Regions from separate parts of the Homo sapiens genome. Here regions 1, 3, 4 and 5 are each linked to region 2. Evidence: chromatin loops called from intact Hi-C (ENCODE). Cell type or tissue: endothelial cell of umbilical vein. All regions are shown on one strand. Links, peaks and the distances in the headings refer to the core of each region. The heading gives the core; the rest is flanking DNA. Region 1 has its middle 270 kb from the start of MIR125B1. Region 2 has its middle 200 kb from the start of SORL1-AS1. Region 3 overlaps MIR100HG (mir-100-let-7a-2-mir-125b-1 cluster host gene). Region 4 has its middle 130 kb from the start of MIR125B1. Region 5 has its middle 170 kb from the start of MIR125B1.

The links. Peaks named below come from ENCODE experiments on the same cell type or tissue, not always from the same donor. Only the 100,000 strongest peaks of a DNase experiment are listed, where the experiment ranks them.
Region 1: it touches region 2 in a loop (2.5-fold over the local background); 6 of 110 quality-filtered maps call a loop at or near these places.
Region 3: a loop joins it to region 2, with 11 times the contacts of the local background. A loop is called at or near these places in 4 of 110 quality-filtered maps.
Region 4: a loop joins it to region 2, with 5 times the contacts of the local background. A loop is called at or near these places in 6 of 110 quality-filtered maps.
Region 5: a loop joins it to region 2, with 2.4 times the contacts of the local background. A loop is called at or near these places in 10 of 110 quality-filtered maps.

Annotation. Positions count from the first base shown.
Region 1 is chr11:121,826,232-121,832,245 of GRCh38, forward strand. No RefSeq gene overlaps it. Among named protein-coding and RNA genes, the nearest start is that of MIR125B1, 270 kb to the right of the region's middle. In endothelial cell of umbilical vein, for the core only: no CTCF peak of the experiment used is centred there; a DNase peak (open chromatin) is centred at 3,140; H3K27ac peaks cover 1,983 bases.
Region 2 is chr11:121,653,722-121,659,735 of GRCh38, forward strand. No RefSeq gene overlaps it. Among named protein-coding and RNA genes, the nearest start is that of SORL1-AS1, 200 kb to the left of the region's middle. RefSeq lists an enhancer at 2,116-2,325. In endothelial cell of umbilical vein, for the core only: CTCF peaks have their summits at 1,913 (motif pointing right) and 2,461; DNase peaks (open chromatin) are centred at 2,030 and 2,430; H3K4me3 peaks cover 799 bases; H3K27ac peaks cover 552 bases; H3K27me3 peaks cover 342 bases.
Region 3 is chr11:122,153,703-122,159,716 of GRCh38, forward strand. It overlaps MIR100HG (mir-100-let-7a-2-mir-125b-1 cluster host gene), which reads right to left. Exons shown (of 5, transcript NR_137179.1): 4 at 1,849-1,930. Among named protein-coding and RNA genes, the nearest start is that of MIR100, 4.4 kb to the left of the region's middle. In endothelial cell of umbilical vein, for the core only: no CTCF peak of the experiment used is centred there; DNase peaks (open chromatin) are centred at 3,499, 4,209 and 4,319; H3K4me3 peaks cover 1,142 bases; H3K27ac peaks cover 3,217 bases.
Region 4 is chr11:121,962,167-121,968,180 of GRCh38, forward strand. No RefSeq gene overlaps it. Among named protein-coding and RNA genes, the nearest start is that of MIR125B1, 130 kb to the right of the region's middle. In endothelial cell of umbilical vein, for the core only: no CTCF peak of the experiment used is centred there; no DNase peak of the experiment used is centred there.
Region 5 is chr11:121,927,308-121,933,321 of GRCh38, forward strand. No RefSeq gene overlaps it. Among named protein-coding and RNA genes, the nearest start is that of MIR125B1, 170 kb to the right of the region's middle. RefSeq lists enhancers at 1,756-3,156, 2,012-2,512. In endothelial cell of umbilical vein, for the core only: no CTCF peak of the experiment used is centred there; DNase peaks (open chromatin) are centred at 2,494 and 2,914; H3K4me3 peaks cover 652 bases; H3K27me3 peaks cover 179 bases.

The DNA of each region.
Region 1 (6,014 bases), core at 600-5,599, 170 kb after region 2:
ATAGACATCTACAGAACTCTCCACCCCAAATCAACAGAATATACTTTTTTTTCAGCACCACACCACACCTATTCCAAAATTGACCACATACTTGGAAGTAAAGCTCTCCTCAGCAAATGTAAAAGAACAGAAATTATAACAAACTATCTCTCAGACCACAGTGCAATCAAACTAGAACTCAGGATTAAGAATCTCACTCAAAGCCGCTCAACTACATGGAAACTGAACAACCTGCTCCTGAATGACTACTGGGTACATAACGAAATGAAGGCAGAAATAAAGATGTTCTTTGAAACCAACGAGAACAAAGACACCACATACCAGAATCTCTGGGACACATTCAAAGCAGTGTGTAGAGGGAAATTTATAGCACTAAATGCCTACAAGAGAAAGCAGGAAAGATCCAAAATTGACACCCTAACATCACAATTAAAAGAACTAGAAAAGCAAGAGCAAACACATTCAAAAGCTAGCAGAAGGCAAGAAATAACTAAAATCAGAGCAGAACTGAAGGAAATAGAGACACAAAAAACCCTTCAAAGAATCAATGAATCCAGGAGCTGGTTTTTTGAAAGGATCAACAAAATTGATAGACCGCTAGCAAGACTAATAAAGAAAAAAAGAGAGAAGAATCAAATAGACACAATAAAAAATGATAAAGGGGATATCACCACCGATCCCACAGAAATACAAACTACCATCAGAGAATACTACAAACACCTCTACGCAAATAAACTAGAAAATCTAGAAGAAATGGATACATTCCTCGACACATACACTCTCCCAAGACTAAACCAGGAAGAAGTTGAATCTCTGAATAGACCAATAACAGGCTCTGAAATTGTGGCAATAATCAATAGTTTACCAACCAAAAAGAGTCCAGGACCAGATGGATTCACAGCCGAATTCTACCAGAGGTACAAGGAGGAACTGGTACCATTCCTTCTGAAAAAAAATCTTAAAACATCAAAGAACTGACAAGAGAAGCTGAAGAGAAACCAGAAATCTTGAAAGGAAAGCTGACCATGGAAGCTTATTTTCTTCCGAGGGTACTCTTGCACTTTTAAACTATTGTTTTGATGTAAGATGAGGATTACAGAGATAAAAATCCAGGGTTCAAACAAGGTGAGAAATCTAATAAAAGACAAAACAAGATGGTTCTCAATTGGTGGTTTTCTTGGGCACCCGACAGAAGAAAATCCAAGTACTCTATGAAGAAAGCCTGAGATCATTCCAATGACTTTTTTTTTTTTTCCCGGAGTAGAAAGGTCATCACAGGCTGGGCGTGGTGGTGCACGCCTGTAATCCCAGCACTTTGGGAGACTGAGGCGGGTGGATCACCTGAGGTCAGGAGTTCAAAATCAGCCTAACTAACATGGTGAAACCCCGTCTCTACTAGATAATAATAATAAGAAAAAATTTAGCCAAGCATAGTGGTGCATGCTTATAATCCTAGCTACTCGGGAGGCTGAGGCAGGAGAATCGTTTGAATCTGGGAGGTGGAGGTTGCAGTGAGTCGAGATCATGCCATTGTACTCCAGCCTGGGCAAGAAGAGTGAAACTCCATCTCAAAAAAAAAAAAAAAAAGTCATCACACTGCCAAAGATAACCAAGCCTATAAGAAAACAAATTGACATGCATAAGAACCAATAAAAGCAAACAAAAAACAAAAAGAAAAAGTCTTGCAGTTATTTCAGATATTGGAATATCAGAGAAAGCCTATAAAATAGACATGTTAAATATGCTCAGAGAAATAGAAGACAAGTTTGAAAATGACTTCAAGTAATAGGATACTATAAAAATGATATCACAAATTTGATGAAAGAGCCAAATAGAGAACCCCTGGAAATAAAAATGCCATAACTAGTGTTATAGCTCTTTTAGAATTTGTCCCCAACCAGATAAATAAAAAGATATCTATACCTAGACGCATCATAGGAAAACTGTACAACACCAGAGACAAAGAGAAAAATCTTAAAAGCAGCCACAGCAAAAAGATATATTATCTTTAAAAGAATAAAAGTTAGTCTGAAGTTGACTTCTCAGTAGCAACAACAGAAGCCAGAAGATAGTGGATTATTCTCAGTTTGATGTAGTAACTGCCAACCAAGAATTCCACACTCAGGGAAAGCATATTTCAAGATAAAAGTAAATAATTCAAGATAAAAGTAAATAAAGTTATTTTTAAATAAACAAAAGCTGAGTTTGTCATCAGCACATTTTCTTCAAAGGAAATTCTAACACGTGTTCTTCATGCAGAAGGAAAATTGCAGATAGATGTTCTAAGGTACAAGAAAAAATTCAGGGGCCAGGCGCGGTGGCTCATGCCTATAATCACAGCACTGGAGAGGTCGAGGCAGGCGGATCACAAGGTCAAGAGATTGAGACCATCCTGACCAACATGGTGAAACCCCATCTCTACCAAAAATACAAAAATTAGCTGGGTGTGGTGGCACGCACCTGTAGTCCCAGCTACTCAGGAGGCTGAGGCAGGAGAATGGCTTGAACCTGGGAGGCGGAGGTTGCAGTAAGCCATCACACCACTGCACTCTAGCCTGGCAACACAGCGAGACTTCGTCTCAAAAAAAAAAAAAAAGGAAAAACATCAGGAAAGTAGTAAATATGTGGTAAATGTAACTTAAATTGGAATAATACTAACTTCTGGAGATTTTTCAAAAATCACAGAATTAAAAAACAGGACAACATTAGCATATTCATTGCAAAGTGTCTGGAGCAGCCTCTTATGGACCTGAGGTGATTATCTTGAGAAGAAAATTGTGATGGACACAAGGAAGCAAAAGGGTGATCTCTTGAATGAAGAGCTGGCTGATTGAAAGCAAAAGGCTGAAGTGTCCTTAAGAAGAACAACAAAGCCAGCTTCTCTGCATCAGGGCAAAGAACGTGGAGGAATAAGATGCTTGGGCCAGTGGGACCAGAAATATGAAAACAGGAGAGGATGGGATGAGGACACTCAGAACATTAATATTTCCCCACAAATTACTCATCTCCTGTGGAGGGACTCCATGACGTTAGGGTTACTTCCTGTCTTGTTTTTTTTTTGACTGCCTGTGATCCACACTGAGCTGAGCTGCGCTGTGGAAAAGGCACAGCAGACAGACTGATGCAAGAGGGCTAAAAGAAGATGACATGTCAGCAGCATAAACATCAGTTTCAGAATCTGACTGGCTGCTAGTGTGAAAATGTCAGAAGTGAGCTCTGCCCCAAGATGTTGAGGAGGTGTGATGTTAATGCTGATGACACAGATGGAGTCAGCATGAAGCTTTGGCAGCAGCATCTCCAATACAGCTCCAGCCTTCTGTGGGCTTCTGACTGCTTGAGTCATTGTTACAGAGATGGCTGAACATTTCACCCCTCATCTTGTGGTTTTTGGTTATGGATCCAACTGTTCAAGGAGCTGGTGTGAACTGATTCCTAAAGCTAGAATTAGACCAACTCTGCTGTGGGTGTGATGGGTCGTGGTGGGGAAAGCACTCAAATCTAACTTAGAATTCTCTGATTACTTCACCATCTCCTTCAGTAAGTACACTGTCAACTCCTTCAGGGAAGAATGGTATTCTTTATCTTCATATCACCTGGCACATGTAAGTGTCCAATAATAGGTTTTTTTTTTTCTTAAGTGACTAAACCCCTATTAGGTTGCAATAGTCGAAATTCAGATTTGATTTTGTACAGTATCACTGGCATCTCTATTTTCTCTTTCTCCTATTCAACACCTTTTGGGGAGGACATTTGGTATTATCAAAATTTGGGGGGAAAGTTTGATGTCTTTTTCTTTCCAAGTAGTCACTGGCCAGAGTCATAAAATTGTTTTGTACTAGGATTGTGTTAGTCTTTTTTACATCATCAAGGTAAGGAGTGGGTCTGCTCATCAGTTTTAACCTAAGAACAAGGCCAGGCAGTCCAACTTTGTCAACATTAATGGGTATTCAATCATTATAGTCAAAGAATTTTCCATCGGAGGAATTTGAAAACTATGATTTATCAGCCAAAAATCTACCTACTGGTATTGGAGAGAATGAAAATAATGACTGGGCTGATGTCATTTTGTATTCTTTTCCTCCATTCTTAAGGGTTGGAAGCAAGTCTGAAAAATATTTTCATGGGCAGAACGAGTTAATAATTGATTATTAAAAGGGTCTCCTCTCTCCTCTCTCCCCTCTCCTCCCATGACCAACTCTGGAAATGAGTTTATTTTCTTCTTAATCTCAAATGATTTGGTCACCAGTAATAGTACTATGCTATTGTTTCTCAGGCATACCAAGGACTAGTACCCTTAGTTAGGGTAGTCAGCAATTTAACAACGTCCTTGGTTTTGAAGAAAGTCTCCAGCCTTGGATAGATAAAGCAGATGGATTTTATTATGACATTTTCACCTTTAATTGTATGTTGGTTACAAAGTGAATTTGGGTAGAGATAATAAAGATCTAGGAGAGAAGATATTGCAGTAGAAAGTGAAATCCCAGAAGCAAAGGTGCCAAGAAGAAGAGAAAGTGCCAGGCCTTGGAGCTTTCAATGAGAAAATGCTCCATGTTACTAAGTCAGGTAAATACCAAGGAACTGTCCTCTACACATTTTGTGATGGTTAAGAAAATGCCTTTGGGAGGCCGAGGCGGGCGGATCATGAGGTCAGGAGATCAGACCATCCTGGCTAACACAGTGAAACCCCGTCTCCACTAAAAATAGAAAAAATTAGGCGGGGCATGGTGGCTCACGCCTGTAATCACAGCACTTTGGGAGGCCAAGGCGGGTGGATCACGAGGTCAGGAGATCGAGACCACGGTGAAACCCCGTCTCTACTAAAAATACAAAAAAAAAAATAGGGGCATGGTGGCGGGTGCCTGTAGTCCCAGCTACTCGGGAGGCTGAGGCAGGAGAATGGCGTAAACCCGGGAGACGGAGCTTGCAGTGAGCCGAGATCGCGCCACTGCACTCCAGCCTGGGCAACAGAGCAAGACTTCGTCTTAAAAAAAAAAAAAAAAAAAATCAGCAGAGCATCTGTAGTCCCAGCTACTCCGGAAGCTGAGGCAGAAGAATGGTGTGAACCCAGGAGGCGGAGCTTGCAGTGAGCTGAGATCTCGCCACTGCAGTCAGCCTGGGCAATAAAACGAGACTCCGTCTAAGCCAAAAAAAAAAAAAAAAAAAGAAAAGAAAAAAGAAATTGCAACTTTTCATCCATGAAACCAACTCTTAGTCAAATAGTCAATTTCATGGGTTTACATCTAAACCCATGAAATGGGTTTTAGATGTAAAACACAATAACTTTATTTTAAAGCAGAGGATTCGCAGGACAGAGATTTTGAATGGCTTGCCCACTATTTAGTGCCCAAATTATGATCAGAACCTAGTTTTCCAGTCTATTACTTAATTCACAGTACCTGCTGATTTTCTACTTCACAAAGACAGTGTGGAACACTTTATAGATTAAAACAAAAATATTGAAAAGCAGTGTGTTAATTATCCTTTCAAAAGGCTGGAAGACGTATAATAGATAGGTAGTAGAGTGGTTAAACTTGAGCTTTGATAGGCTGGGTTCATGCTACTTCCTAGCTATATAACCTCAGGTAAGTTCTAAAATCTCTTTAAGCTTTTTTTTCTTTTCTGTGAAATGGTGATAATGAGTGTATCTATCTCAGGGTTATGAGATTTAAGTGAGACAATGCATGGAAAATGCCAAGCACAGAGCCTGGCATGTATCATCTCATTCAACATGCTGGCCATTATTTTGCGTGCATGCACAATATGATGACTTAGGACACCTTGGTTGCTCTATGCAATTGTTGAACTGCGTGCAGAACAGTCTTTTCTCCTTTTAATTTTCTGGCCTGTAATTGCTCCACACTGGCTTCAGCACTTGTTGGGTGTCCTTTCTTAACAAATTAGTGATGATTGGACAACCAATAGAAAAGGTGAGTGATGGCTTAAGATATTTAATTATAAAATAAAGACTTGGTACCTTAGAATTGAAGTGATCCTTGGAGGTTATGTAGCTCAAT
Region 2 (6,014 bases), core at 544-5,543:
TCAATGCAGCATGAAAAATTTCAGCCCTCAATAGATTCAAACACAGACCTGTTGCAAAACCAGATAGAAATGAGGAAAACTGTCAAGAAGAGTCCAGAAAAGAAATACGGGTCAGTGACAAGGTTTCCTCAGTTTATAAAACAAAGAAAATTCATCAGAACTCTCCACATCAGCCCAATACCAAACCAGATTAAAGTGCTGTCTCATGTTCTAATCTTCTGAGGCCTGAAACAAAAAGTGAAGTTGATTGTGTTGATTCGCATGGCTCCCCTGAACTAGTAATCTTTCAACATCAGAGCGGAGCAGGTGACTGACCAACGGACTTGTAGATGGCTTTGGGGATTTGTTTGCGCCCTCATAATTTGAGAACGTGAGTCCTGTGGGAACGGATGTGGCCACTGGGGATATAGCTGGTGGCAAGCTCTGTGAGGATCGGGATGGTTCTTACATTTTTTGTCCAGCTGTAAAATGGGAAGGAGGCTTTTTTCCGACTCATCCCTTAGCGTAAAGTTCCCATTCCCACGCAAATGGCAGCTCTTTCTATACTTATTTGGGAGTGAAATGGAAGAAGGGATGGAATGGAGAGGATCCGTTTCCTTTTTGAACTTGGGAGTTTATAGGTAAGTGGGCAAAAATGAGCCTACGGAAGAGACTAACTTCGGTCCGGATCAGCAGCATTTGCTCTTCTGGGAACCTCAGCTGTGGGCAGCAGAGAGCTGAGGGTGTGTTTGGTAGCTGCGTGTAAAGGGAGGCACTGTGCTTAATGAGGTCTGCAAGCCTCGATCTTTTCATTTGACCCAGGTTTTTCTCCCTTGGATTAACCTCTCTGTGTGTTGTTGGGAAGTACTGTTCATCTGGTTGTAGCTCAGAATTTTGTACCTGGCCCAGAGGAGATTCCTGGGAGTGGAATCTAGGTCCCCACCCAATTCTGATTGTGAGTAATGGATGCCGTTTGGATGGGAACTGTAGAGGATTTATCTTTAACGCCAGAGGGCTGGAGGTCAGAGCTGAAGCAGGTTGATTAAAATCAGTTACTCAGGGGATTTGACTACACAACCCAAAACACAAGCTGGAGGAATCCAGCTTCTTCTCAGAACTGCCCCCAAATACTGAGGAAAGGTAGATTCGAGGTCTGCAATCCTCGCCTTGCTTCTCAACTCAGAGCTGTCATTGTCTCAAACACGCACTTGACACTAAACATACATTTTTCTCTGACATATTTGTATTGTTTTTTAAGCTGTATGACAAATAGTTATGCTGAGTGAGTTCCGGGCACCTAGCAGGCAGGCAGTAAATATTTGCTGTACATCGAAAGAATGCCGTTGGCTTGGCTGTCAGTATGGCTCCGATTCAGAACCATCCCATTGCTGGGTTCTTGAAGCTGGGAGGATTGCACGTTGAAGGGCTGGTCAAGCCCTGCCTGACCAGAAAGGTCTCTGTGAATACTTTGGTCATAGAGACCAGAAAGGTCTCTGTGAATACTGGAACATTCTCAGACATGCCGAGCAAAAGCTACCATCGCAGGCAAGAGGGACGGTGGGGGGAAGTGCAGCTGGGAGTTTTCATAGAGACGTGGTTCCTTTGTTCTGGTAGATTTCAGCCAGAAAGAACAGCAAATTTTTACTGTCTGCAAACCACTAAGGAGCTACTCCCCTCCCCCTTTACCTCCTTCCTTCCCAACCTGGGAATTCATTTGCTGCTTCTCTCTCCTCCTCCTCTGCCCTCGGGCAGTCCTCAGGGACAAAGCTCTTTGTTGTGAACACTCCGAGACAATACGGGATTGCACAGTCCCCAGGGCACAATCGGGGCTGTCCTCCATGGAGAGTGATCGCCCGGGCAGAGACCCCCACCTGTTGATCTCCCCCTTCCCGGGGCGAGTGGCAACCTGCATTGTGCTGGGGACGCACGCGTTTCCACAGCAGGCTCAGCAGATGGTGCTGGTGAGCAAAGCCATTCCCGTCCCTCTCGCGCCCCTCCCCACCGCCAGAGCCTCGCTGGTCTAAAGCAAAAACAGATGTTTTCATCATTTCTGGATCTGGCATGTGACTCGCAGTTCAGCAATGCGCCGACATAACCCAGAGTTGTACGTCCCCATCATCCCCCGCAAAATAAAAATCCTGAACTTAAACGAGCCTTCCTCCTAGGCGAGCCACTGACACATGATCTGTGTAATCCACCCGGCACGTGTTTAATCGGACTCCAACTGCAACTGCCTTTGTAGCCAGCCCCGGCTCTATAATTGGGAAGTTGTCTTTTTTTCAGCGAAGACACGGGACAGCCAGACTAGCTATCTTTACACCAAGGGCTGGGAAGAGGCGCTAGCCTTTTAAAATAGCCCTGGTCTGGCTGGCTGGCGAACCTGTCTGCGTGGGAGCCGGTGAGCGGGGCCAGAGCAAAACAGGAAGGCCGCGGCGGCGCACCCTGTTCCCGGCGCCCTCGGCAGGTGGCAGCATTGGCCCGAGCTGGCCTCTGCCGCTGGCCAGCCCCAAAGCAGGGCCCTTTTACTTTCGGTGGCCTCAAAATTATTAGTTCCAGATGAGTTCTTGCAATTGTAATATTTGGTTTAACCCAATCTGCCCGACTGCGTCAGCGCACGTTCAAATACAGCCGTCTGAAGTCTACCCAGACATCAGAGGCATGTTTCGGGGGTGTCAACATTCCTTACCCTTTGAAAGAATTAAAGCAAAACAAAACAAAACAAAAAAAGGAGGCTGATTTATCCCAAAACGAAAGAAGGGTGAACAGGCGTGGGGCTAGGGTGCCTGAGAGGGAGCGAGCAGTGGACATTCAGGGAAGGCGTAACAATGGAACTTTGTCCAGGAGGCCCGCTAGAGTGGAACTGGATTTATTTGTTGAACTAGAAAGGGACCTCTAGGTTCTTTGAAGGTTAGAGCAAATAAGCAAAACTGGCGTGCATTTGGTTTACCAACAGCAGAGTCCTTCAAGTCACGTAGGCTGCTATTGTCAGACACAAAACGCGTTGTTTCTGGGGCTGGGCCTCTGCTTAACACTTGGCTTGGTGTCCCAGGAAGGGGGCAGTGGAGGAGGGGGCTCCCCATCTTAGCACACAGCTTTTAGGGGCACTCTGAATGTCTGCCAAGGATGTAGACTGGGTTTCCTAAGGACAGCAGCCTAGGCCGCAGAGGACTCGTTTAGAAGACAGGAGCCCTCCTGCAGGCCCTCTGGCGAGTGGACTGGCTGGAGTCGTCAAGTGTCTTGTAAACGGCCCTGCTGTGGTTTTACTGCAACACCGTGGAGCTGGACACGGGGGAGACTAGGGACCCATCCCGGTGGTCTCAGGGTATTACAGATGCATGAGCTGAGGCTAAAAGACTCCCTCTGACCCCCAGGGCAGAGCAGCAAAATGTGCAAAGGGAGCCCAGAAATCCTGCTCCAACCACCAGCCAGGAAAGGGTGTCTCTTCCCTTAGCAGAGATGGAATAACCTGGCCTTGAAAAGACAGCCTCTGTCAAGCAGTCCCCCACACCCCTTCCCCCTGCCTGCACCTCACTTTTAAATCTGTGCTCAAATTCTTCAGTAAGATTCCTGCTAGTCGACTACAGGGAGCCTGACCGTTTCCCTGCAGGTCTCTGGCTCAACATGGTACTGATCAAAAGCTGGCACCAGTCTGGCAGATGCTTTAAGTCCTGCATGTCGGGAGCTAGCGGCTGGTGCTGGCATCAGCCAGCCAGGCAGACAGAGTGGCCATCTTGTTAGATGTGGTTGGGGCCTCGCTCATCACTTACCTGCTGCAGGGGCCACCCCACTGTGTGGAGGAGGCGTAGGAAAGATGGTGGGACCTCCACACATCTGTTCCAATACCTCCAGAGTGTTTAGGGACCCAGACTTCCTGCTATCCTCCTTTCAGTCTGAAAACTACATGTGTCCCTGCAGATTGTTGGGAAAGTGCTGATTGTCTTGGCGGGAGCCTCACCCTGATCCTAGAGGGGACTTGGCCTTGGAGGGAAATAGGCAAATTAGGCATTCAGGTGAGTACAATGGTTCGAGGCCTGTGTGCGTAGAATGGCTAAGGAATTCCAGTATTCCTTTCCATTGCTTCATTTACTTTATTCCCTTCTGAGAATCAGTTTTTGGACATGCTATAATCCAGAAATTCTCAGTCTTGCGTACTTAAGAATTGCCTGGACCCTACCCCCAGAGCTGCTGAAATCACAATGAAAAGGGGTTGGGGATAGGGGTCATGATTTTACTCCCTGCCCAGGTGGTTGTAATGTACAGCTAGAAGCTAAAAAACAAAATTTAAAAATCACTGCATTTCTAACCCAAATTCCCTTGATTTACAGATGAGGTTCCTAAGAGTTAAGCGGCTCAGCCAAGGTCACACAAATTCAAGTCCAAGTATGGAATTTCTGTATAAGACCTCCTTGCTCCTCAGCAATGATTGAGGCTTTTCCTCAATCTTTGAACCCATTAATGACAGAGCCAGTCACTTCTTTTCCCTGTTTAATGAAACCCTCTATCAGCCACAACGTGTGTTGCTGTTGCCTATAAGAAATTCCTCTTACAGTCGGCTCTCTGTATCCATGGGTCCTTCATCCATGGATTCAATTGGCCTCAGATACAAAATATTAAAAAAAAAAAATATATATATATATATATATATATATGTATGTATATATGGATGGCTGTGTCTGTACTGAACATGTAGACTTTGTTTCTTGTCATTATTCTCTAAACAATACAGTATATCAACTATTCACATAGCATTTACATTGTATTAGGTATTATAAGTAATCTAGAGATGATTTAAAGTATGTAGAAGGATGTGTGTAGGTTTTATGCAAATCCTACACCATTTCATCTAAAGAGACTTTAGCATCCATGAATTTTGGTATCTGCGAGGGTCCTGGAACCAATTCCCCACAAATACCGAGAGAGAACAGTACTTACTGGGGAATTTTCAACTTTGTAGCTTTAAATAAAGGCTTATACTGAGACCTTTAGAAATGAAAATCTAACCCCCGCCAACCCTGATTTCCCTTATTTATCACTTATGTTCCCAAAAGGGATTCATACCTGCAGATGGCCATCATGGTGATAACTGCTTTGCAATGATTTGTTTTTAGGGATGAGGCTCCTGGGCCCTAGAAAAGTTTAGTGCCGTGTTTGGGCCAAAGTAGATGGCAGAGGCAAAGTGAACATGGAGGCACCCACTTCCCAGCCCTTGGTGACATCACTGCTTTAATCTCACCTCTCTTCCCCTGGGGCTGCTCAAGGTGCTGTTTTCTTGTTAGTCGTCACCTGCTGGAGGTAACAAACACCCTCAGAAATACGTCTGTCCTCTGTGGGCAAGGAAGCAGTCACTGGCTTAACCCTATGTTTCTGAGAATTGGTTTGACTTGAATATTTTGAGATCTTTGATGCTTGAAGGTTGAGGAAGTTACCATATTACCATAACTCATTGGGAACAAGGGAGAAAAAGAGCCCAGACATTGTGGTCACCAGGTAAAGTGGAAAGGAAGCTGGACAGGGAGTCAGGCAACGGTGTCCTGTGTGACCTTGGACAAGCCATTGTATCACTATGGGCCCAAGTTTTTTCCTCTGGAAAAAAGCCAGGAAGTTGGACATGATCTCTGAGGTCTCTCCCAGCTCTGACATTCCATGGGACAACGAGTTCCTCATCTCTGGGACCTTCCTTTTGTCGGTCAGATGTGAGGCTCTGGATTCTCTTCTCTCTCTAAGTCAATTACTCTTGAGGCATTTCCCCAGTGACCTTAGGACTAACTCATGATTTTTAAACATGGAGGTCAGAACATGAGCAGCCACACAAAAACAACGACTTGGTTCCCTACCCAGTGCCTGGTGACTTCACAAAGGACACTTAATGTAAGTCCCTTCTCTAGAATTCTTTCTTTTCTTAGAGGAACTGCCCAGGGATCTTGCATCATTGGGGCTTGTTTGTCCATCCACCCATTTATTCCATCTTATAAACATTTGTTAAGTACCAACTCTGCTTAAAAAAAAGGATGGGGAAGAATGTTTATTTCTAGGAA
Region 3 (6,014 bases), core at 738-5,737, 500 kb after region 2:
TCAAAAAAAAAAAAAAAAAAAAAAAAAAAGAATCTGGGAGATGAACTGAAGCCCTACCAAGGGGAACAAAAAAAGACAGAGCTGAATTGAGGAATTATTCAGAGAAAAGAGCAGGCCCTCGTGTATGCAACCTAAAAAGTTAAATAAAGAGAACAGGAAACCAACAGTACGATGAACAGAAACTGAGACATAACCATTCATAGATACTTTGTTGTTTCCCCATCTCATCACAAGTGAGCTGTGGTACAATTGCTCAGAGCCTGCTGGTGCTGTGAAGGTTGGCAAAACTGAGAATCTAGTTGTAGCTCTGTGGCTTAATTTTCAGATCCAAAGAAATAACAATAGCAAGTGGAAGTAAGTAGTATCCAAATCAGTCACCCCCAGATGGTCTTTATTTATTTTATTTTAAAATGTTCATTTCCTTTCTAAAATAAAAGACTTTTAAATAAGCTCTGAGCTGCTTCTTTTCCTTCCGTCTCTCTGACAAAGGCATGGGGCTAGAGGTATTTGAGGATGGCCACTTTGAACCCTGTTAAATATTGCTGGAATGTGGGGGATGTAGGTGCTCCTATTATAATGGAGCAGAATAAGCCCAACGTCCCAGAGTAATGAGAATGAATTGTTATCATCACGCTTACTAGAACGATACAATATTTGTTAGCGATAGACTAAGATCTATCAAAGTGGTACACTGAGACATTCAAATAGCACCACTTTCATAAATTTGCATGGCGCTCTTGACCTCCACAGAAAGGAGCTCAATGCTGCGTTTCAGCTGGGGGCAGCTCTCCCTTTCCTTGGCAAATATAGAACAGAGAGAAGTTTTTCATTTCAAATGGTTTGTAGTGTTAACCTCCAAACAATCCAAAGTTTCCATTTTAGAAAATAAAAGAGCAACCAGAAGATACCCAGGCTGCAGGAAAAAAACGAGAAGAAAATCAAATACTGACCTAGTAAAGGGATGGTTTGTTTGGGAGTAGATATTTTTCTTAAAGTATTAATTGAATACGTCCTTTAAGAATCTTCTTTGTGTTGAGGAGGAAAATGAGGGGTTTTTTTCAGAAGAAATTTTGGCTTGCTTCATTAAGCAAGAATCCGTGGGCTCTCTTAGTAATATTAACAAGTTGGAAAATATGGGTTAATGCTGATAAGCAGTGACAAAGGCCGAGTAATGTAACTTATAAAGCAAATATATAATTTATGTTATTAAACATTTTTAGGTGGCATAAAGCCCTTCAATGACACTAAAAGGAAACTGCCTGTATCATGAAAGCTAAGATCAAATCCTACTCACTGAATATATGCATGGGAATAGTTTCATAAAGTGCCATATAGTATTGCCAATCTATGACTAAAGTAAAAAAAAAAATCAATATTGTTATTATGTAATTTATATAAGCTCTATCTTCCAGGAATTCAGAACACATGGTAGGCTTTTTAGAGCCAATCCTGTAATACTTATATTTTTTCATTCAAATGCCCAAGATAGCGACAGAGTTAAGGGGCAGTGCCTGCTAGTTTCAAATGCTTATGATTGCTCAGAGCCTGCTGGTGCTGTGAAGTTTGGCAAAACAGAATTTAGTTGTAGCTCTATGGCTTAATTTTCAAATCCAAAAAACCAAGTGCTGTTCAGTAATAAATTTCTAAAAATTTTCCAAACTCCATAGAGTTGAATGTCATGCCTGCTCTACTCCTTGGCTAGGAAAATTATAAAACTGGTTTCTTTTTTAAAAAATTAAGTTTAAAATGTAGTTATTCTTCATAATTAAATCATTCAAGCATGCCCTAAAAATTTGCAATACTTGAGGAAGCGAAAGGTTTGGGAAAATTACAGAAAAACACCATTACCTGAAAAAGGTAACTTCTTATGTAAAATTTTAAACCTGCTTCCATCTTGTTAGGCTAATATCTTCAAATCATCCACGCGCGTCTGGAAAATAAGACATTTACAATATTTTAAAATGGGTTAAGAATTTTTACTTGTTTTTCAGTTGTTTTTTTTTTTTTTTTTTTTTGCCACCCAACTCTTTTGTAAAGTTGAAAGTAACACTAGAACAAGAGTAAAAAGAAAAACAAAAACTGAAATAAAACTATTTCTAGAAAAACATCGGGAACCATTATGTTTACTTCATTTCCAGAACTACGCATAATAAATAGGTTCTGCAAATAAGTAATTTCACAAATCTTTCCTGGAATTCCCCTGGCTACGCTTGGACCTTGAGAACAATTTTACCAGAAAAATGATCAAATAGGAATGTGAAGTCTCGGAATACTCCCATACTTTTGTACAAATGTTTTATACCAAACCACTCACTTGCTAAGCATGATGAAGAGATAGGCTATCTATGGTTAAGAATAGTTTAAGGAATAATCAATGAATTGGGCAGTGATTACCTGGCATGATGCAGCGCCATTGAGACATCATTTTAACTTTTTTACTGTCAAATGATTCAGGAGTCATTATTTCTCTCGGCTGATAGGGCTGTTAAAAAGAAGCAAGTATCCGATTGTGGTGGACTCATGAGTCTATGCCTCTCCACCACAGCAGGATTCCTGGCTTCCATTCCAGTGTCCTTTCATTGGCCATGTTTTGGACGCGGGGTTCGCCTTCCCTTCATTGTCCCTTTACTAATGGAAGGCGAACTCACAGTGCAGCTGCTTGCAAAAAGGAAAATTTATTTGAGTTTTGCCTGGCTGTGGACTTGAACACTGAATCCATGGTGACATCAGCAGAACGACACCAACGGAAAGATTTCCTGCCCTCTACCCCCCTTCCTTTTTAAAAATGTACGTCTTGTACAAAATCTCAGTGGATCTCCTTTGTCCCAAACAGATGGGACAGTTTGACCAGATAATATTTTTTATCTGGGAAGGACAGGAGGAAGGAAGGAAGGAAGGAAGGATGGAAGGAAGGAGAAAAAAAGAGAAAAGAGAGCGGCACAGAGAGAGAAAAGAAAAAAGAGAGAAAAAGAAAAAGAGCCAGAGACAGAGAAAGGAAAGAAAGAGCAAGATAGAGAATAAAGAAAAAATAAAGAGAAGGAAAAAAAGGAAAGAATAAGGAAAGGAAGGAAGGAAGGAAAGAGAAAGAAAGAAGGAGAAAGAAAAAGTAGGAAGAAAGGAAAGAAAAGAAAGAGAAACAGAAAGAAAGAAAGAAAGAAAGAAAGAAAGAAAGAAAGAAAGAAAGAAAGAAAGAGAAAGAAAGAAAGAAAGCTTGTTCAAATCTAACCTTTGTCGTTCACTCTGACAGTGGGTGTCCCCTGAAGCAGGGGAGACACTAGTGTTTGGTCTCCTACAGCTTTTCAGTTTTTCTGATCGTTTCTCTCATCCTTTGCAGTCACTGGTTTTTGCCAAAAGATCCAATCACCTCAACAAAAGAGGCACATCCAGCAATTGCTACTCCAAGAGTAATTCATTGGTGCCAATTGTCGTGCCACGTTTTATCCACCTGGGACATTGCCACAAGGATATCAGACCACAGAGTGGGAGCAGCGCTCAAGGATATGACGCAGAGGCTTTTGGCATCAAAACCAGTTAGCTTAGGTAGAACTCATTCCTTTTTACAAGGAAAAACTGGCCAGAAGGCAGTAGGGAGCGAGGAGAATGGCAAAGCAATGCCATGGCTTTCATGTTTCTTTCGAGCAAATGGAACACTGAAGATTGATGGATATTTATAATCTTCATCTCACCACACCCTGCCCACACTAAACAATATTTTATGAAAATGATAAATGCAAGTGTGTGTAGATCAAGCAAAGAGAAAAGATGGAAAATGGTATAATAGAAGATAGATCGGATGAAAACAAAAGACACTCTTAGACTATTTGAATAGTGAGCTTACTTTTCTGTAATTAAAAAAATCTTAAACCCACTTAATATTCACTTAAAACAGGCATATAACAGAAATCAACTATTTGAGAGTGAGAAATTGATGGCAAATTCACTTTTGACACACTAGATGAAACAAAAGAGAGACTTTGCCAGTACCAAGTTGTATCGTGTGCGCTGGCTAAGGTATACTACTTTCACTTTTGAAAGGAATAAGTTTGCTCAGGATGACAATTTTTCTTCCTTTTTAAAATGCAAACAATGATGCCAGCCTACAACTTCCTTTCTAGCTATTTTGCTAATAAAGCAGGGGAGGAGAATTGAAATTTGAAAAAATAACAAGACCTTGATTCTGACATAGAAACATCAGACACGTACTTTTAAAAATCAGATGACTGTCATCTCTTTAATAGAAGTGAACTATATGCTATATAAATGCTTCCTAGACACCAGCCAACTTTAACACTTTCTGTTCAAAGCTATGTTTTGCTCTTGAGAAAGTATCTCACAATTAGATGAGAAAGTGGGTGGATAGGATGGCTTGGGAAGATTTGAAGATTGAATCCTGCAAGAAAAGAGATACATAATATGTAAAGAGTGAGTATTTCTTGAGGGTTTTGACCGCATGACAATGGAGTCTTGTTCTGGGAAAGTTATAGAGGAGCCTGGAACGTCCAAAATGATACTTATAAAAAAAAAAAAAGCAACCTTCAAACCCAAGAAAAGATGTTCAGCTGAAACAGAAAGACCTTTTTTCTTACTCCAGGGTGCAGATCCACTCAGAGGAAAAGTCACACACCCCTGTCTCTCTGCATTTCACCCAGCAGGTCAGCGTTTCTCCACCTAGGGCTCTCCATGTCTATTGATTTCCACATGTCTCTCTTTGTTTGGAACAACAACCAACCAACTAGAAGACGATTTTATATACTCTTCACCAAATTGAAGTTGGGAAAGAAAAAAAGTATTAGACTATTTTCCTTACTTCTCGCTCTCAACTTGTCCCAAATATTGATCTGGTTATTTTGCTTTCTAGCCCTCCATCAACCTCCTAACTCTTTCTCTCTCTCTCTCTGTCTCTCTCTCTCTCTCTCTCTCTCACACACACACACACACACACACACACACATACATACATACACACACACACACAACTGCTGCTTGATCCAATCTGGTGCCTGCTTAACAACAAGAGAATGACAAGCAACATCTGTTTGTAAAAGAGCCAAAGTCAAACCTTAACGTTTTTTTGGCTAGGTTTCTTTTTTCCTTTTTCCCCAGACTCTAAAATGGGAGGGGGCAGAAAGAGAAATATGAAGATTTATATTCAGCATCGGCTCCAATGAGGCAGCATCTATACTCCCCTAGAGCTATTTCAAGGTAAAAACAATTTTAGGTAAAACCACTGCAGAATTTATGGTCGTCTCCCCTGCAGCAAGCCCAGCCACATAAAATCCAACATATCAAATCCCTAAAAGTCAGGATTTTTTCCTAATAGCTTTATATTCATCTTCTAATTAGAATTACAGGGTCTTTGTGTTGGGGGAGGGGTGGTAGAGATAGAAAGGGAGGAGGGTAAGACAGAAAAAGAAAAATAGAGAGGAAAGGAGCGCCGTTGTTCCTCCCAGATTTTATAACCCAGGCGTGTAACAGGCATATTTACACTTGTGCCACGCACAGGATCGTGCACTTGAAGCAGCAAGGCTGTGGCAGAAATCTGCACAGCTGTAGCCATCAGAAACAGGCTCGCTCATTCCCCCACGGAGAGGTGGTTTTCTGGAAAGCTACCAACAGACCACAAAGTCACAATGCAAAGGATCAGAGCTCCCTCAATGGGAGGGGCCGGGGGTGGAAGGGAGGAGAAGGAGCTGGTAAAAAAGAGAAAGCCTCACTCACCAAATGAAACAATTTTGCCCCCAAAGAAGGGAAATAGGGGACTGTCAGAAACTCAACTCCCATTTCACTCAGGGTTTGGAATAAACCCACACACATTAAGGGAAAAATAAATGCAGACAAGTTGCTAAGGAGACTTGTGTAAACTCCAAGCGCAGACATATTTCTTGGCCTTTCCCCCTACGCTCCATCTTGTATTCTGATCACGCTGCTCTGCGGCAACGTTGCACCAACCTTCTGCATTAATCTTGGCCCTAACCGTGCATTCTGGCAAAGCACACGGGTTGTAGATATCATCA
Region 4 (6,014 bases), core at 518-5,517, 310 kb after region 2:
TTGATGATCCCCAGGGAACCTCTGTCTTAGGAGCACAGATTGCTTTTCTTTGAATGTCACTGAGCAGTATCTTCCGCCCCCCCCAGATTATGGATGAGGATAGAAAAATCCATTCAGGGACTGTGGATGTGCCAAGATCCCACAGCTTCTGCTTTGACTTTACTAGGACCCTGAACAACCTGGAGGAGAATGAGTTATGCTTTAATGGCAGTGGCCATGACATTCAGCTTTCTTGTTCTTTTCCCAACAATAGCAAAGAGCAATGTCCGGCTGCTGCCTGCCTGGGCAGATTGCACTACAGGAAGACAGCTCAGATGTGGGGAACAGAGGGAGTGAGTGAATGCCACTTCCTTTGTGCCTTTAACGCTGCCAGTTGGAGAGACATTTTCAGAAATTACTGTGTTTTCCCCCCCATCCCTTAACTGAATTCCTTCAAGCCCCCTTTTAACCTTCTTCTCCTTCTACCCAGGATCTCTGGACGGCCTTAGGATTCAATTTGTCCCTGTATCTGGGTAACTTCAAAAGTTCAGCCCACATTTCCCTCCTATTTCCAGGCTTCTATGTCTGAGACTTAATGGACATCTTCATCTGAAGGTCCTGTACCTGCTTCAAATAGAACATGCCCAAAATGACAGCACTTATTGTTCTGCTCAAGCCTGCTTTTCTTCCTTTGTGCCCTTTTCTAGATAACTGAGTGCTACCTCTTCCCTTACGCTGGGCTATCTTCCTCTTAATGACCACCCTCCAGTTCAGCAACTCTCACTTTTTTGCCTGTCTCTTCTGACCACAAACTCTTTGGAAACAGTTGTATTAACCGTCTCCACGGCCTTCAATAATGGAGCCCAGAAAGTGCGAGACAGTACATGTTTGTATAAAAATTACTGAATAAAGTGAGTATTATCATAACTCATATGTAATCAAGCCTGGCTCACTCTGGTCAGTGTGAGCAGAGTGGAGAAGCCCGGGAAGGGTCTGGACATGGGTCTAGACCAACTAATCGCAGAAAATGGGGATCAAAAGAAGGTGCAGTCCAGCAGCTAGGACACAAAATGTGGAGAGTGTGGTGACAACAGGCCTCATTTCAGGCAAGTAGAGGGTGCCAGGGTGAGGTCTTATGTGACAGTGCAGTAGATAGAGTCTAGGGAGGAAACATTTAAGACCCAAGCACAGACAGTACCAGGAATATACCCTGGAAAGCAGCAAGGGCTGGGCAGGGCCCGTGGGAGCCCATAGAAAGGACTGGAAAAAGCAAGGTCAAGGGAGTGAGTTATTTTCTAAGCCAGGAGGTAAGCACATAGTTCTCAGGTATCCTGATGGAGGCTGAAGGGGAGCACTCCTCCCAATGTGGATGTCCAGTGTGCACTTGCTCAGACCTGGGACCCAAGGGCTGGCTGGGCTGTCCATAGGGAAACTTGTGGCTGAGGGCCAGGATATGGTACTGGGTCTGCTAAGGTTCCTCCTACACTGGTCAGCCTTATCCTAGAGCCAAAAAGCGATTAGACACTGAGTGGGCAGTAAGGACCCTGGCTGTAAGAAGAGATGCTGTTGCACATTAGATGGGCCTAACACATTTTAAAAGTCTATATTGGTCCTATTTAAAGCATTAGTCAGGCCAGGCATGGTGGCTCATGCCTGTAATCCCAGCACTTTGGGAGGCCGAGGTGGGTGGATCACTTGAGGTCAGGAGTTCAAGATCAGCCTGGCCAACATGGCAAAACCCTGTCTACACTAAAAATACAAAAATTAGCTGGGTGTGGTGGCGGGTGCCTGTAATCCCAGCTACTCGGAAGGCTGAGGCAGGAGGATTGCTTGAACCTGGGAGGTGGAGGTTGCAGTGAGCTGAGATTTCAGCACTGCATTCCAGCCTGGGTGACAGAGTAAGACTCCGTCTCAAAAAAAAAAAAAAAAAAAAGGAAAGCATTAGTCAGCTTTATTAACATCTAAGTATGAAAACATCTTCTAGAAACTAGGTGAAGGGTATATAGAGACTCTCTGCACTATCTTTGCAACTTTTCTATAAGTCTAAAATTATTCCAAAATAAAATCCTGATTTAAAAATATTTATTAAAAATAATCCTTTATTTGTGATCTAACTTCTAACTGGATTTAGAATATTGAATTTAAGTACGTGGGAGCCTTCCATTGAAAAAAAACTAATGGGTGATACCTAATTCCTTACTGGTATCAGATGATGCCAACCTGGCTAGGTGTGGTATAGATCACAGAGAGACATTTACTCAGTAGATAATTTCCATAGCCACAGAGGCTGTCCTGGAGTCCTTTCCATGAGCACATTCAGGAAAAGGCAGTGCTTCTTACTCTAGTTCTTACACTCTGACCCTAGTACCAAGGTGAGATGAGAGATGAAGACGTACTCTAGAAAAGAAGGAAAGTGTGAGGAGAATGGGAGCCTGTGGCATTACAGTCCCATGAAATTGAAGTCAACACTTCCTTTGCTGCTTCCTCTACTTTCAAATGCATCAGCCCCTGCCTGTCCTTAGATGACCTTGTTTCTTGGAGCTGCCGGTTGACAAGTAAGGTTGCCAACGGAAGCCAGTTGCTCTCTTCTGATGCTGGAACTTACAACCTGTCATCTTTTGTTGTCTGCAGAGCAGAGAACATAGCCAAGCCGGCAGGGACAGTCTGTTGTATGAGTCTGGATCTCATTGCAATGATGCAATTTATTTACACATACCAAGGATGAGCCATAAATCCTTACCACTGCTACTCTGTCTCAGTCTCCCAGTGGTCAGGAAAAATTATGACAGGGGTGGAGAGGAGATGGAAGGGCCCTAAGACGGTGATAATTTTTCCCTAGGTCTAAACCTGGTACGGAGATGTGGATGCAATGGTCATAATGCAGGCATATTTATTAACCTGCATATCCAATAGCATTCTTAATATGGCACCCTGACTTGTATGAGAACCAAAGCTCCCAAATATATTTGCAAGTAAGTGGAGGGGAGTCAATTGATTGAGAAGATTTCAGACAACCTTAGAGAGAGATGGAGGGAAGTGCAGCGAGTTCACTAACTAGAGAGAGAAAGCATGAAAGAGAAGACTCAACAAAATCGAGTACAAATTAAAAATCCCTCGAGTGTTATTTAATCAGTGCTGGAGTGAATAGTGGACAAACAATCAGTGAGCTCAGCAAGAAAACCTGAATTATTTCTAACCAGGCCAACCTGCATCTGGAAGGGAAACTATGCAGCTGCCGAGAATCTTAGTGTACATTTGTTTAGGCAGTCCTAAATTATTTCCTTCTTATCTTCTCCTTCTGGGGGCTTCCCTTTGATTGGGCAATGTCCGGAAGTTCCAGGCTGGGAGGCTTCTCAGGTAGAATCAGCTGAAGAGAGGGGCTGGAAACCCGCCAGGGCCGGAAGATGCATCATCATTCAGGGCAGCCCTGGGGGAGTTGCTGACTCAAGAGGAAGGTCTTATTGACAGAGAACAGGCATTCAATGGATCTAGGGTACCAAGTCATTAGAGAGGGACCAATGAAAACAAGATTCTCTGAAGACAGAGGACAGAGTATCAGGACAGAAGTGAGGGCTCAAAGAAAATACCTAATTCCCAGAGAAAATGTGGAATTGTAAGAAGTTTCCTAGCTCAAGAGAAGTGACCAAGATCAAGTTCAAACATCCCTGTGCGCACCTTGTATGACCCTGGGTAAAACCGCTGGGCCAATTTCCTCAAATATAAAAGGAAAACCTGCCCTAACAATCTTACAGGGGTATCATGAGAACCAATTGCAATGACACATATATAAAAATTGTGATTGCAATATGGACCAGATAAGACACCTTTGACCTTGAACAGGACTGATTTTATCTATTTCCCCCACCTTCCCCCATCCTCGCCTCATCAGTTGTGAGACTAAGTGCATTTTTTATTGTATTTTTATTAGTTATATGCAAATATCTTATTTCCTCTTTTTAATTTGCTTACACTACAGACAGGCAGTATTTTTGATGACTAGACTGTTAGCATATTGTATTTACAATGAAATCCCTATTGATAATGTTTCCATTGATTTCTTTCCCCACATCCATCGTGATTGCTTTAAAATACCTACAGATTGGCCAAAACTCTCTGCTTGACAGCTCTCCTCACCCATAAGTCATTTCTTTCAGTATTTGGAAACAGTCAATGAGGGATTTTCTATATATCTACGTATCTTTTGTGTTTACATATACATACACAGTACCTGCCTCCATGGAATACAAAGCCTTCTGGAAATATTGCACAATTAATTCTCTTGGCTGAACTTTAAACCAGGAAACACAAATGGACATTTCCCCCATTTAATGGAGTAAAACAGAGGCCCAGCCACTCATAGAATGAATATTATAATTGATTACAGTCTATTGCTCTCAAAACCCAAGCCTCTTACACATAGTGTTTCTCACTGACTTCAGATGGCTCCCTCTACTCTTCATTTGACTCTTATGGAAAGCCACAACCTCGGTTTGGCCTAAAAGAACAGTTTACATTGGGTTGGGGGGATTGAGAGAGATAACACAAGGGCCTAACTTTACTACATGTCTACCCAGAATGCCTCTGACTAGGACCTTCCCAGCTGGCTTGTTTTCCTGGTAAATCAAAGCTATGCTGGCCATTCTCAGACTCTATCTTCACCTCATCCTGAAATAGCTGTGACTCCACCAGTTGCTGCAGAAGGAATTAAGTATTTGGCTATTCTGTCATATACCTTCAAGGCATAACACATGAATCTTAAGGTGCTAGGTCAGAAGAATAGATTTTAAGAGCTCAAGGGAAGAGAAGTGTGCCTGCAACCTGCTTTCAGCCCAAGAGTCAGAGGTAGATGATTGGATGTCATTAAAAGAGAATTCCTAAGCCTGGGGACATAATTAACAGAACTGTGGCCACCTGCTGTCAGGTGCCAGCATTGGGGGTAATTAGTAAATCGGGTACCTGAGAACCACAGGGCTAAGATGGAAAAGAAACAGAAAAAGAGCATTCAAAGAAGCAGACTAAAATCCCAGAAAAGATCTTGGGAGTTTAGAATAGCAGTCTGGAAAAAAAAATCAATTGGTTCCTTTATGAGTGGCTGATGAAACAACAACCCTGGCCTGGTGAAATATCACTGGACCTACGTGCCCAGGGTCGGAGGCTGACCTAATCAACGTCCAAAGCCAGCGTCATTGTGCTACAGGGTCTATCCTTAGCATCCTGCAAATAATGAAAAGGGGAGCAATCGATATGGGACATGACGAAAGCCCAGGAAAGCCAAAAGGAGTTGGCAGGTCACGGGAGGAGAGAGGCAAGAGAAACAAAAAAGCCCTGGAGATGTCAGCCTCAGATTTCTCAAGCAACACAAAGGATGTTGGATTTCAATGCACACTGCTTGGCTCTGTTCACAGTATAAAAGAGAACAAGGTGGTCAGTGTTAAAGGAGAGAGGAAAAAATGGCTGACGACAGTCTTGGAGCTGAATTAAAAAACATCAAATTAAAGGCGTGTGTATTGAACTGAGGAGCTGAGTGGGGGTGCTCGCCCCATAACTCTACAATTACCAGGGCCGGTACCTAGGCTCCCAGGCAGCATATCAACCAATGAGAGGGGTCAGGGAGCCCAAGAATGCTCTAAACCACTTCTTCCCACAGAGTCTTTCCCATTTGAACGTTAAGTCCTTTTACTTACTGCTTTGATTTTCATGAGCATGCAAACGTTCCTGAGGAGACATAACCTTCATGTGAGTTTCAGTACTTTTCCCCAGAGCATGTTTGACAGTAGAAGTTACTACGAGAGATTTAGGTCCCCATGTTTCGCCTTTAACCTTTTTTTTTTTTTTTTTTGAGATGGAGTCTCTCTGTGTCCCCCAGGCTGGAGTGCAGTGGTGCAATCTTGGCTCACTGCAACCTCTGCCTCCTGGGTTCAAGCGATTCTCCTGCTTCAGCCTCTCAAATTGCTGGGATTACAGTCACACTCCACCATACCTGTCTAATTTTTCTGTATTTTTTATAGAGACAAGCTTTCACCATGTTGGCCACG
Region 5 (6,014 bases), core at 611-5,610, 270 kb after region 2:
TCAGCATGTTGCAGACCATGTGGGCTGACTGATTAAACATCTGCATTATCTCTTCCAGGTGCCAGGAGAATTAAGTGACCAAAATCATCTGAAAGTCCTTAAGTCCATGAAACTACACTCAGGAGAAGATTATCATGTAAAGGAGAGGTGCATTGTGTTTGGGGAACAAATGCCCATGGAAATAGTGAGTGCAGAAAGTTACAGAGCTTTGCATCTAGGCCCTCTAGTAGAGTTTGCAAATGAGATCGCCCTACAGATGGAGAATTTGGGAGCATCATGCTGCGACGCCACCTCTTGGCTAATGCATGTGGATTGTCAGGCGACAGAGGGAACTCTGATCAACCAACACTGACTTTTGGTACAGAATCCCAGTGGAAATCACCCAAGGGAAAGCAGACGACTAGTGTGCCTTATGGGGAAGCATTTTCTATATTTAGTGACCAAACTTTCATTGCCTTTGGAGAATGAAATCCGTGCTTCTTTTTTAGAGTGGTTGTTTTGAGTGGTAGTCAACATGGGGGAGAGATGGTGTTACTTTCTAAATGGAGTAAAAGATGAGCAAGATAAGCAACTTCCACCACATAGCAGCAGGTATGAAGACAACTGGTGCCTGTCTCCAGCATTCAACTAAACAGTCTCTTGCCAAGAACCTCACCTTTGGCCTGTGTAGAGCCGTTTTCACTGGGTCAGAGCAGAGGTCAGTACATCGACCCAATCACCCCATAGCATCTTGGCCAACCAAGGGGTGCTAATTAGATCCAATTGTGATGAAGGTAGAGGGAAGTTTCCCTCACTGCACTGACCACCCCCCCGCCCCCGCCCGAGTGATTTCCTTGTCTTAGAGGCCACGGGGGTGGGGTAGGGGGCTATTCTTCACCTCATCTGTCCATGGCTAGCTGGGTATGTAGCAGCTGATTCCGTTCTTAGCCTCAAATTCTCAAGGCCTCCAGATCTAAGGGATTGACACTGACTTCATGCCTCCTCCAAATATAGGAAAGTTCCCAATTTGTAATTCAGAATGTAGATGTTTGGGGATGGAAGAAGAAAACCAAAATATAAGTACCAGCTATTGGTCCAATGTCCGCTATGCTTTGGAAGTCATACTGATATTGGTAAGGTGTGGCAAATGTCAGCACCACTGCCCACCACCCACCTGCCCTTTCTCTTATGGATACAATGCATTAATTCATAAGAGGCATTTCAGACAAACGCCGGAAAGTAATTTATCAGGGTTCTTCCAGGGCTTCCAGCTATAATTGTTTTAAATCCAACAAATTTGCTATAGGCAAAGGCCCCCAAACTACCCTAAGACATATTCCTAAATTTCCAGAGCTTAAAAATCAATGTGCTTAAAAAAATAAAAACAGAAAATGCCAGCTGCCTTTGCAAACAAGGACACTGGGAAACAAATATAATTGTGTTTTTTCCTTCTACATCCGTCCGGGAACTTCGACTGCTACTATGCTACATCAGGTATGCAATGAAAGACAAACAACGAGGACTCCAAACAGAAGAGGGGAGCTTCAGTAACTGTAGTTTTTATGTTAGGGAGAGACTGAGAGAGAAAGGAGCATTGTATCTCGGATTAACAGAACTGCAGGATTTCATTAATGACAGCCCAGCTTTTTAGCAAAAGGAAGATAGTTAGGGCAGTAAAAGAGAACATGACTAGAATGTGCTCTGCTAATTGGAAATGTATATTATCTTCAGACGATGTGAGTGTGGAGGAGAGGGGGATGGGGAGGATGAGAAGAGACACATACTGAGAGGCCTGCAGGAGAAAACTGGACCCAGGACGCCCCAGATTTGGCCACACCAGCAGGGCAGTTAAAGGGTCCTTTCTTGCTGGTAGGAACGTCTAGTGCCAGGACCCCACCCTCCCCCACTCCCTTTTAATTCAATGGCTACGTAGGGGCTTCTTTGATGGAGGCTTTGAAGTCGGTGGCTTTGAGATTACTCTTCCTCTGTGACCTTGACCACCAGCCATGAGGTTAGGGGGGAAGGGGAGGGGAGGAGGAAGGCGCTGGAGTTGGAAAAAGGAAAGGAAAGAGAGGGGAGGGGAAGGAAGGCCGCCCTAAGACATTTCTGCAGCATTCCACGACTTTTCTGATCACTCTGCAAAGTTGAAATATGATTGCAGCCTTTGCACCGGGAAGGAAAGAAACCATTTAAATGAAAAATTAGCTGCCTTAGCAGGTCAAGCACATAGTTACATTAATGTCGTGTAGAACAATAAATCAACTTCGATCTCCAATTGAAAAAATGCTAATTTAGCTCAGCGATTCACTGATTGTACTTTCCTCTGATAGAAATCTTTTCTTTTATTTAATGCGAAGCCGTGATTTGACAGCCTCCTCTAATGGTGCTTGCAGACTCTCAGCATTTCAGTGGAATTCTGATCATGGTTTTAATATTCCGTGCAGCTCTGCCCCCTCTGATTTCACGCTCACACATTAACGAGAGCTGACACTGGAGATTAGACGCAGACAGCTGGAATGCCAGGTCTTTGTTGCAGCATGGACAGGAGCCAACGTCGTTCAACCACAGCCAAGAGGGACCTGGGAAAGTCTTCTTAAGAAGGAGGGGAAGGCGGGGTGGGGGGCTTGAGGGAGGGTGGGAGCGGGGGATGGGAGCAAAAAGAAAGGCAAGGTAGTTTCTGAAGGGCATATGAAAATAGATGTTTTCAGAAAGCCCTTTCGTCTCTGAAATTCACATTGGAATCAATTCTGGTTTATTTAGAGGAAGTGGTTCATTACAGGGAAATCCCAAATTGGTTGCAGTATTTTTCTGTAAACTCTGAAAATACAAGTGTGATGCACGAAAATGGAAATGGCTCCTGCTTCAGCTGCTCACTAGTTCGTCTGAGAAACAATGGTGATTACGAGCTGGAGGAAGAGTGCTTACATAAGGAAATGTGTTCTCCCCTTTGCCTTAAAAAAAATCACTTAGTTCCAGGTGAATAGATGGGGAAATAAAACGAGATTTATGAGCCAGGGCTGCCTGTGCGACTAGCGACTACCTCGGCAAGAAAGGAAGTCGCGTAGCCTAACTGCCTTGATCCTCATAAATTGTTTCCTGATACCAGAAATCAAATAAAGATCCATAGTTTCATCTAAACCATAAAGCCACTTGGGCTCAGCTAGTGCCGATATTGCAAAGGGGAAGGAAGGGTGCTGCCTGAGACACTGGCTCAACTTTGTCCGAAAGAAGATGACAGATGACCAAAGTTGCGGAGGCGGCGCATTAATACTATGTCAAAAAAAATTGTTTCTGCTCCTGGGGGAAACCAATTGAGTAGAAATAACAAATGTCCTTCTTGCTAACTGTATCATTAATAATAATCGTACTTTGCATTTTTATGGGATACCAGGATTCTAGAGCGCTTTATAAATATTCATAGGGGAAGGCTGGGGAAGGGAGGTGAATGTACCCATTCCTGATGCCTGGCTGGAGTGACTAAGACTCAGGGCCCTGCAGGGGCTTAACTGGAGTGAAACAGCAAATCACAAAGCCCCATGCTGCAGCTGGCTTGGAGACATCCAGGTTTGGTCTCTGATGCCCACTGCTCTCTCCTATGAACAGGAACGTGGCTGTAGTTTAGGAATTAGATGAGCTGAACCCTCTTGTATCACTTTTGCTTGTTGTTCTTATTTGCCTTGGTGGGACCACTGTCACTGATATAAGTTTATTCATTCTACTAGCATATAATATATATAGTAATATATTCATTCTACTACCATATAATATATATAATATATATATAATATATATATTATATATATACGTATATATATAATATATATATAAATCCGGCAGTCACATCACAGTGCAGAGCCTACCACAGGCATAAATCAGAGTAATTATAAGCAAGTCAGATACATTTGCATATGAATCTTAGTTCCTCTCTTACTGGCTTTGGGACCTTAGCAAAGTTCTTTACTTTTTTCTAAACCTCAGTTTTTTTGTCTGTAAAATGGGTTTAAAACGAAATAATCCTTAACACTGTCTGACCCATCATGGGCACTCAGTAAATGCCAAAAACAACCATTGTTGTTGTTGCTGTTTTCATATAATTGTTGGGAGGGTTCAGTGAGAATACACACACGCAAACATTGCTGGATAGAGTTGGTTCATAGTAAACAGTTAATAAGTGCTTGTTATTGTTATGTAACACATGAATGAGAATGTCTAATTCCAAAGCAGCACTATTGCCTGCAAAGCAGTCCTCTCAGTAGATTTTTGCTGATTCCCAAGATACTGAGAAATTGCTCAAAGCATTTTTGGAACTCTTCTGGAAAGTTATGCATGGACACTGTTGGTACTTTCTTAAATATCTTGAAATGTGGTACATCTTCATCCTTAGAGGGTGGATTTGTTGAAAGCTATTAAAAGTCGCCCTGAAGCTATGGCCAATGAATATGGTGGGCAATCAAGTTGGGGAACATTGCTTTGGAAATACATGTGCCTATAAGGAAATTAGATTGGTTTGTGTGGTATATAAACTGAATCTGATCACAATTCCAAAAAAGGCTTATTGAGCAAACATAGCCATTTCAGAATATACACTTTGCCTCCCAAGGAGAGTACTTAGAAGGGGTCATAGATTCTGATACATTTGTCGGGGTGGGGAGATGAAGTTTATTGTTTCATGGCCACTGCTTGTAATAGCCTTCCCTGAATAGCTTACAGTCCCAGCTAGAATAAAAAGACATGCCCCTGAGTGCTTCCGATTATGTGCAATCTGAGGTCCACTTCCCTTGACTTTGCCCTTTTGGCTTATGGGCAGCTTTAGTGCAGAGTCAGTTTGCTCATTTTTTCAGGATTGTGCAAACTGACCCTGCATTTACTGGGTTTCTGAAGTTACTAAGGATTAAAACTGACTAAGTCATGATCTCTGCCCTCACAGGCCTCACAGTCTAATAGGGAAGGCAAACAAATAGTTGCAATACAGAGAGGTAAGTGCTATAGGAGAGGGACACATCAGGAGTAGGGCAGATCCCAGAGGCCCTATATGTATATTATGCTCGAGCGTGTGGACTTTTTCTTAGAGTTGGATAGGAAGCCATTGGCCTTTACAGCTGGGATCAAACATACTCTAATTTGGCTTGCCCTTCTGTTCTACCTGTCCCTATTCCTAGCTTCCACGTCTTGACCACAAATCGTATACACCCTGCATTAGCCCTGAGGACAGCTGAAGTGGAAATTGTTTTGTTTTGTTTTGTTTTTAATTTGAATCTCACTCCCTTATTAAGGAGCTCTCTGGCAGTGAAAGAGCAAGAAGAGACTTTTCCCAAATCTTCTCCAGAAAGATTTAAGAGGTGTGATTTATTATAATTTCAATTATAAAAGGTTTGGGTTTGGCTTAAAGAGTTTTCACTTACAATGTCTGAGTCTGTTCCAAGGGCTGTAAACCATGGCGGGTTTCCAGTGGCCCCAGGTAGCATCCCCATAGTCACATTACTTACAATTGGTAATGAATGGCTTTGACCAGAGGGGAGTGTAGATGAGCTGAATGGAATGCTTAAGAGCCTAAAGGCATGGGAGACTGCTTCTGGTGGTTAGATAGAATTGATCATATCAGTGGCAATATGACACATATAGAATATGTTGGAAGACAGGAAGCCTGGAGTGGTTTTACTCATTCCTGAATGCTACGCCTCTGTGACATGGAGGTAGGAGTGCCATTCCTGCCAACGCACTGTCATTGAAATAGATTCATTTGTTCATAAGCATGCAGAGAAAATGTGTCCTGACTTTGTACATTCACTCTGGGTAGAGCACCTAGAAACATCTAAGATGTTGGAGATTATGATTGTCTACTTGGATTTGAAATGCCTAGTGGCTTCAGAGTGCTTTAACCATTCTGAATGGTCATGATAATAGCATGTCTTAGAACAGGGGTCCCCAACGTTTTTGGCACCAGGGACCTGTTTTGTGGAAGACAATTTTTCCATGGACAGCGAGGGGTTTGGGGATGGTTTTGGGATGAAAACGATGAAACTGTTCCACCTCAG